Linked DNA regions of Homo sapiens: region 1 is linked to region 2. The links are chromatin contacts, found by Hi-C or POLR2A ChIA-PET in ENCODE. All regions are on one chromosome and are shown on one strand. Each heading gives the region's core, a stretch centred on a gene start or an enhancer-like site at or near the end of the contact. The rest is flanking DNA. Distances are from core to core; before and after follow the strand shown. Region 1 overlaps NMNAT1 (nicotinamide nucleotide adenylyltransferase 1). Region 2 overlaps UBE4B (ubiquitination factor E4B).

The links. A loop is a pair of places that touch in the nucleus more often than their neighbours do. ChIA-PET counts read pairs that join two places held with the same protein, here RNA polymerase II (POLR2A). Pooled maps may share reads with other maps.
Region 1: a loop to region 2 is called in a pooled map, with 2.2 times the contacts of the local background. The contact joins two enhancer-like sites. A Hi-C loop is called at or near these places in 3 of 50 pooled maps. POLR2A ChIA-PET finds 5 or more read pairs at or near these places in 6 of 52 experiments (AG04449, GM10248, GM12878 and 3 more).

Annotation. Positions count from the first base shown.
Region 1 is chr1:9,947,581-9,951,843 of GRCh38, forward strand. All of the region lies in intron 1 of NMNAT1 (nicotinamide nucleotide adenylyltransferase 1), which reads left to right. It also overlaps the pseudogene TMEM274P. Among named protein-coding and RNA genes, the nearest start is that of NMNAT1, 6.2 kb to the left of the region's middle. Within about 2 kb of position 2,896, at least 22 of the 41 ENCODE cell types and tissues checked have a DNase peak (open chromatin) inside an H3K27ac peak, as active enhancers do.
Region 2 is chr1:10,053,152-10,057,307 of GRCh38, forward strand. The region is part of intron 1 of UBE4B (ubiquitination factor E4B); the gene reads left to right. It also overlaps the pseudogene RPL21P21. Among named protein-coding and RNA genes, the nearest start is that of UBE4B, 22 kb to the left of the region's middle. Within about 2 kb of position 2,705, at least 5 of the 41 ENCODE cell types and tissues checked have a DNase peak (open chromatin) inside an H3K27ac peak, as active enhancers do.

The DNA of each region.
Region 1 (4,263 bases), core at 1,646-4,145, 110 kb before region 2:
GGCACACGCCATCATGCTTCACTATCATTCTCTTCTCAATTAAAGGTAATACTGTTCTTTTAGCTGCTTAGGCCAAAAACTTTTGGAGTCATGCTTGACTTTTCTTTCTTTCACAGCCCACATCCCATCCATTGCAAATCACATTGGCTGTATGTTCCAAATACACCCAGAATTGAGTGACATCTTATCACTTTGCTACCACCATCAGGGCCAGGTCAGCATCACCTGTCACCTGGATTATTGCAGTAGCCTCCCATCTTATGTCTTCACTTGTACCCTTGCCTCTCCCTACATTCTGTTTTCAGCTTCAACTGCTAGAGAGATCCTTAAAAATATGTCAGATCATGTCACTCCTCTGCTCAAAGCCCTGCAGTGGTTGATGAGGTCTAGAGAATGTGTTGTTTCTAAATAATTTCTGTTAATCATGGTAATATAATTACTTCAAAGGAATTTCATTCTTATTGTGTGATTGCTCGCATTTCTAATTCCTAACTTAGTGCTGTGTCTGGGATGTGGAAGGTGGTCCGAAAATGTTGGTGGCGTCAAGGGATAGTGGGTATATATTAGGTAACCTCTCCAGATGAGAACAGATGAACAGTCATTTCCATGTGTTCAGGTGCTGTGCCTGTCAGAGATACTTTGGGAGATTTTATACTGAATACGTTCTTCTTGCCCATTAGTACTGTTCTTTTTCTCAAGAAATGGAGTTGTCGGCCAGGTGAGGTGGCTCATGCTCGTAATCCCAACACTTTGGGAGGTTAAGGTGGGCGGATTGCTTGAGCCCAGGAGTTCGAGACCAGTCTGGGCAATATAGTGAAACCTTATCTCTACAAAAAAATACAAAAGAGTAGCCAGGTCTGGTGGGGCATACCTGTAGTCCCAGCTACTTGGGGTAAGGGCTGAGGTGGGAGGATGGCTTGAGTCCGGGAGGTGGAGGTTGCAGTGACTGTGCCATTGTATTCCAGCCTGGGTGATAGAGCGAGACCCTGTCTCAAAATGAAGTGGTATCCAGTCCTTAATGACATTGGGACCATTTGTGAGTAACTAGTCCCTAACAAAAATACTTCAGAATTTTTTTTTTTTTTTGAGACAGAGTTTTACTCTTGTTGCCTAGGCTGGAGTGCAATGGCCCCATCTCAGCTCACTGCAACCTCCGCCTCCTGGGTTCATGTGATTCTCCTGCCTCAGCCTCCTAAGTAGCTGGTACAGGCACCCGCCACCATGCCTGGCTAATTTTTTGTATTTTTAGTAGAGACGGGGTTTCACCATGTTGGCCAGGCTGGTCTCGAACTCCTGACCTCAGGTGATTCACCCACCTGGCCTCCCAAAATGCTGGGATTACAGGCGTCAGCCACTGTGTCTGGCCCGGAATTGTTAAATATACACTGAAGTAAAAAGACAAAACACGGCTGGCCATGGTGGCTCACGCCTGTAATCCCAGCACTTTGGGAGGCCGAGGCAGGTGGATCACCTGACGTCAGGTGTTCAAGAGCAGCCTGACCAACATAGTGAAACCCCATCTCTACTAAAAATACAAAAATTAGCCGGGCATGGTGGCAGGCACCTGTAATCCCAGCTACGTGGGAGGCTGAGGCAGAATCGCTTGAACCCTGGAGGCGGAGATTTCAGCGAGCCGAAATCACACCACTGCACTCCGGCCTGGGCAACAGACCAGGACTCTGTCTCAAAAAAAAAAAAGAGAAAGACAAAACACAATGCAGGTCACTTAGCTATTTTCTCTAGAAAACAATTAGCTGTCATGATGCAGAAGATTGTTATAATCTATAAGGGGGAGGTTGTGGTTATTTTTACTCTAAAATCTTCCACTGCTTTTTTTTTTTTTTTTTGAGATGGAGTTTCACTCTGTCACCCAGGCTGGAGTGCAGTGGTGCAATCTTTGCTCACTGCAACCTCCACCTCCTGGGTTCAAGCGATTCTCCTGCCTCAGCCTCCCGAGTAGCTAGGATTATAGGTACACACCAAGAGGCCCAGCTAATTTTTGTGTGTGTATATATATATATGTATGTGTATATATATAATTTTTTTGTTTTTTTTAGTGGAGACGGAGTTTCACCATGTTGGCAAGGCTAGTCTCAAACTCCTGACTTCAAGTGATTCGCCCACCTCGGCCTCTCAAAGTGCTGGGATTACAGGCATGAGCCACCGTGTCCGGCCCCACTACATTCTTAAAGAAGCAATAAATTGACCTTGTTTAAATACACAATCTGAATTACTGGGGTCTTTTGAAACTAAACCTTTGTTCATTACTAAGATTTCTATTTTCCTTCCTCTTTTTCAGCACTTATTTCTATAGCAGTCTCCCAGCTGATGCCACTTAACTTCATTGAACAAAAAATGAGGTTTAGAAAATCACAATAATCATTGTGAAAGTATTTGATAGGAGATCTTTATTTGGGGTGAATTGGGTTATGATGTCAGTCCTGTGATTTCAGCGGAACTGTTTCTTTTTATCCATTGTCAGTGAGTGCTCATTAATACTTAAATGCAGCTTTCTTTTTCTTTCTTTTGAGACAGAGTCTCGCTCTGTCACCCAGGCTGGAGGGCAGTGACGCAATCTCGGCTCACTACAACCTCTGCCTCCCGGGTTCAAGTGATTCTCCTGCCTCAGCCTCCCAAGTAGGTGGGATTACAGGCACCTGCAACCATGCCCGGCTAATTTTTGTATTTTTAGTAGTGACAGGGTTTTGACATGTTGGTCAGGCTGATCTCGAACTCCTGACCTCAAGTGATCCGCCCGCCTTGGCCTCCCAAAGTGTTGAGATTATAGGCATGAACCACCACGCCTGGCATAATGCAGTTTTCTACTAAATGACTGATTTTGACATGCTTCCTGTTATTGGCCCTGCTGTTCAGCTGAAATAGCAGGATAGGAGATGGTCGTGTGATGGCCGATAGGTGGCAGTGCTGCTGGGACAGGCCCAGCCTGGTAGAGACGAGTATCTCAGACAGGAAAAACAGGACCCAGATGGCTCAGACTGTTGGGTTAGCATCTGGCCTTCGACAGGTCACCCTGGCCCGCCAGATCAGCCCCAGGCCTGACAAAAGCACTACAGGATAAAGAATAGGATCTCATTAAATGCAGTGGAAGTAACGTGAGAAGGATGGCTTTTCATATGCCATCCTAACCCTCCCCTCCCCCCGTTTTCTTTGCTTTGCTTTTCATACTTCTTAGCTTCTTGGATCTCTTGCTTTAAGAGGAACTAGGGTGTGGGCACAGTGGTTCACAGCTATAATCCCAGCACTTTGGGAGGCTGAGACGGGTGGATCAGTTGAGGTCAGGAGTTCAAGACTAGCCTGGCCAACATGGCGAAACCCCATCTCTACTAAAAATACCAAAATTATCCAGGCATAGTGGCACACACCTTTAATTCCAGCTACTGGGGAGGCTGAGGCAGAAGAATTGCTTTAATCCAGGAGGAGGAGGTTGCAGTGAGCCAAGATCACGCCACTGCACTCCAGCTTAAGCAACAAAGTGAGACTCTGTTTCAAAAAAAAAAAAAAAAGAGGAACTAGAGCTTAATATTCTCCTTGCAACATCACAGTCACAGTGCTGGTTGAGTAGTTACTTGCCTCGAAGGACTGGTAAGCCTTTGACAAGGATTGGTTACTTGGGAAGTTTTCTTGCTTACCTGTAGAAGTTAAGCTGCTCACCGACAGGAGCACAGACAAGTAGTAAAGTTCAGGGGTTGTTGTTTCCTACATTTGAGAGAGAAAAGGTGCTATGAGGAATACTTTGTCTTTTAATCAGAATGTGTTAAAAATGTTTTGCCACAAGGATTTAAATGAAGGTGCCAATTTAGCAAGAAATAGAAGTCTTGCTGTATACTGTGCCAAACCCAATCCAACAGCTTCAGTTTTTTTTTGTTGTTGTTGTTGTTGTTTGTTTGTTTTGAGGCAAGATGTTGCTTTGTCATCCAGGCCAAAGTGCAGTGGTGTGAGCATGGCTCACTGGAGCCTTGACTTCCTGGGTTCACGGGATCCTCCTGCCTCAGCCTCCCAAGTAGCTGGGACTACAGGCACGTGCCACCAGGTCCAGCTAATTTTTGTAATTTTTGTAGAGATGGGGTTTCTCCACATTGCCTATGCTGGTCTTCATCTCCTGGGCTCAATCGATCTGCCTGCCTCAGCCTTCCAAAGTACTGGGATTAGAGGCGTGAGCCACTGTGCCCGGCCTGTTTCACTGTTGATTAATATCTTAACTACTTTTCGAAGCTCTAGTAAAGTAGAATTCACCTACAAAAA
Region 2 (4,156 bases), core at 1,455-3,954:
TTATTTATTTATTTTGAGTCGGAGTCTCTCTCTGTTGCCCAGGCTGGAGTGCAGTGGCGCGATCTCGGCTCGCTGCAAGCTCCACCTCCCAGGTTCACGCCATTCTCCTGCCTCAGCCTCCCAAGTAGCTGGGACTACAGGCATGCACCACCATGCCCGGCTAATTTTTTTGTATTTTTAGTAGAGACGGGGTTTCACTGTGGTAGCCAGGGTAGTCTCGATCTCCTGACCTCGTGATCCACCCGCCTCAGCCTCCCAAAGTCCTGGGATTACAGGCGTGAGCCACTGCGCCTGGCCTATTTATTTTTTATTTAATTTTTTTGAGATGGAATTTTGCTCGTCGCCCAGGCTGGAGTGCAGTGGCACAATCAAGTTCTGGGGTATATGGGCTGGATGTGTAAGTTTGTTACATAGGTAAGCGTGTACCGTGGTGGTTTGCTGCACCTATCAACCCATCACTTAGTAACTGAGTCCAGCATGCATTAGCTATTTTTCTTAATGCTCTCCCTACCCGCTGCATGGCTGATTTTGAAAACTTTTTTTTTTTGAGACAAGGTCTTGCTATGTCACCCAGGCTAGAGTGCAGGAGTGCAGTGGCGTGATCACGGCTCACTTGCAGCCTCGACCTTTCGGGCTCAAGTGATCCTCCCACCTCAGCCTTCTAAGTATCTGTGACCACAGGTGTTGCCACCATGCCTGGCTAATTCTTTTATTATTTGTAGACAAGGCCTCGCTATGTTGCCCAGGCTGGTCTTGAATTCCTGGGTTCAAGTGATCCTCCTGCCTTGGCCTCCCAAAGTGCTGGGATTACAGGTGTGAACCACCATGTCCATCTGATATTGAATCTTTAGATAACTCATTTTCCTTCATCAAATCTTTTTTTGTTGTTGGGGTAGTAATTAGAAATATTAGATTTTTTTTAAAAAAAAAGACAGGATTTTTGACACATAAACATTTATTTCCATATTCTTTTTTTAATTTTTATTTTTGTAAGCTATTTTATTTCTTCCATGATGATTTAGAGGGACTATCTTCAAACCAATACAAATATTTTGTAAGTAATATCTGGCTGTTTTCTAACCAATTGAGTAATTTGTTGCACAGTAAGCCACCTCACATCTTTCAGCAAGAAATACATTAAATTTGAATAGTAAAGACATGGCATAATGAATTAGGACACAATTAAAATTTGCTTTAAATAGTTCTTTGGGCGAGGGGACACCACACTTCTACTCAATGAAGAGAAACATTTTGACAGTTCAGAGGTCTTTTATTTTTTTCACACCTCTTATGCCATGAATTCATAGGTAATAGGTTCCAGCAGCTCAGGCTTCTTCCCATTGGTTCTCACACAGTGTGCTTCTCTGGTACCTTTCTCTTTGGCTTTCTTCTTTTTCTGATCATTTTCCTTCATGAGTTTTAGGAAATGATGCTGGCCTTTAGAGCGCTTAATGTGCTCAATATGCATATTAATTCTCTTGGCAAGACTGTTGCCATTGTTCATTTACTACAATGCCAGCAGCATGCTGGGTAACATTGTAGACTCTTCCAGTCTAGCCATGGTAACACTTGCGGGGCATTTTTTTTGGAACAGTACCCATTCCCTTGGTGTCTGTAATATTATCTTTCTCCTTTTTTTTTTTTTTTTTTTGAGATGGAGTTTTGCTCTTGTTGCCCAGGCTGGAGTGCAGTGGTGTAATCTTGGCTCACTGCAAGCTCCACCTCCCGGGTTCAAGCGATTCTCCTGCCTCAGCCTCCCGAGTAGCTGGGATTACAGGCATGCACCACCATGCCCAGCTAATTTTTGTATTTTTAATAGAGATGGGGTTTCTCCATGTTGGTCAGGCTGGGCTTGAACTCCGGACCTCAGGGGATCCACCTGCCTCGGCCTCCCAAAGTGCTGAGATTACAGGTGTGAGCCACCGCACCCGGCGTGTTTTTACTTTGAACAGATGTCCTTGTGCCAAAAGGTTTGGTGATTTCTAGTTTAGGGAAACATGAATAAAGCATCTTTTGGCTTGAAATGTTATGATTAGAATGGGTTGTGAGTGGGAGAATTTTAATGAATGCCAATTGGAACAAATGCTTGTGAAAATGTCTCGTAGGCCACCTTTTCATCATTTTTTCTTTTCTTTTCTTTTCTTTTCTTTCCTTCTTTTTCTTTTCTTTCCTTTCTTTATTCTGAGACAAGATCTCACTGTTTCCCAGGCTGGAGTGCACTGGCAGCATCATAGCTCACTGTAGCCTTGAACTCCTGGGCTCCGGTGATCCTCCTGTCTTAGCCTCCTGAGTAGCTAGGACTACAGGCGTGTGCTGCCACACCCAGCTAATTTAAAAAATTTTTTTTGTAGCGATGGGGTCTCGTTATGTTGCCCAAGCTGGTTTCCAACTCCTGGCTTCAAGCCTTCCTCCACCACACCCAGCCAACATGGGGCAAAAGTTACCAGAATCAGTTTTATGGAATAGTGTTAGAAGTAGTGAATGCTGGCCAGGCGCAGTGGCTCATGCCTGTAATCCCAGCACTTTGGGAGGCCAAGGTGGGCAGATCACTTGAGATGAGGAGTTTGAGACCAGCCTGGTCAACATGGTGAAACCCTGTCTTTACTAAAAATACAAAAATTAGCTGGGTGTGGTAGCACGTGCCCGTAGTCCCAGCTACTTGGGAGGCTGAGGCAGGAGAATCACTTGAAGCTGGGGATGGAGGTTGCAGTGAGCTGAGATTGCATCACTGCATTCCAGCCTGGATGACAGAGTAAGACTCTGTCTCAAAAAAACAAAACAAAACAAAACAAAACCAGAAGTAGAAGTAGTAGATGCTTAGTCATCTACGTTAATCTTGTCTGTTGAACCAAGTAGGATCAAAGATGAGAATGGAGACCATACCATCCACTTCTATCCCCTGGGATGTTTTTGGTTATAAAGGGCATAAAGTTTCTGCAGCAGGAAACCTTCTTTAAATAACAGAATGCAGTTAAAATTATTCTACACTCAGCATGTTTCTCTGCCATGTAATGTTTGGCAGTTTTAGGCTCTTGATCTTTTTGGTTTCTCTTGCTCCTAATTTCACAATTAGATGACACGTGAGATGCTTTTTAGTGCTTTTGTACACACTCGTATTATTTAGATAAAGCAGAACCCTACACAAAGGGGAAACTGAGCCTAAGAGGAAGATTAAAAGAGCAAAGGGATGGAGAAAACTGCTAGGCTGAAATTATTTTTTTAAAAAAGACTATTTACTGTGTGTCAAGTAAACACTTTTCATTTGTTCAGCAAATATTTACCGAGTGCTCTCTGGGAGTTAGGTACTGTCATAGTTGCTGGGAATACAGCGGTGAATAAACTAGACCAAATCCCTGCTCTCTTGGAGCTTGTATTGTACTGGGTGGGGATAAACTATAAGCTGATAAATACATACTAATTCTAGTTGTTTGTTATATTACCTTTATTTCTGATGACTATTTTATAAGATAAGAAATATTTTGTCACTTTCTTATAAATGGGGAAATCGAGGCTCAGAGAGATAACCCAGCTGGAAACAGGTGCAGCTGGGATCCTGGCCAGCGCTAGCTACGCGATTGCTCATTGTGTAGAGGGCTTGAGAAGATGGGGCCTGGGGTAGCACTTCACTCACCCATTGCACATGGTCTGGTCTCTGTTTCACTTTCAGGTGGACTGCTTCATTCATTTATTCATGAGACAAGGCCTCACTCTGCCACCCAGGCTGGAGTGCAGTGGCACATTCATGGCTCACTGCAGCCTCAGCCTCCCCAGCCCACCTCAGCCTCCTGAGTAGCTGGGACTACAGGCATGTGCCACCACACCTGGCTCATTTTTGTATTTTTTTTTTTCTGTAGAGATGGGGTTTTGCCACACTGATCTTGAATTCCTGGGCTCTGGTGATTGGCCCGCCTCAGCCTTCCAAAATGCTGGGATTACAGGTGTGAGCCACCACACCTGGCCCCTTATTATTCTAATTTGAAGTAATAATATTAATATTTTAAGTATTATGGGTGACTTAAGAAAACACTTTAATTAGGCAGTTTTATGCCTTTGGTCCTTAGTTCTCACCAGCTGGCAGAATGGGGTTAGGCGTGTTTAACGTTCTTCATGTTATCAATTAGATGCAAAAAACACAATTAACAATTTTTGTTACAGT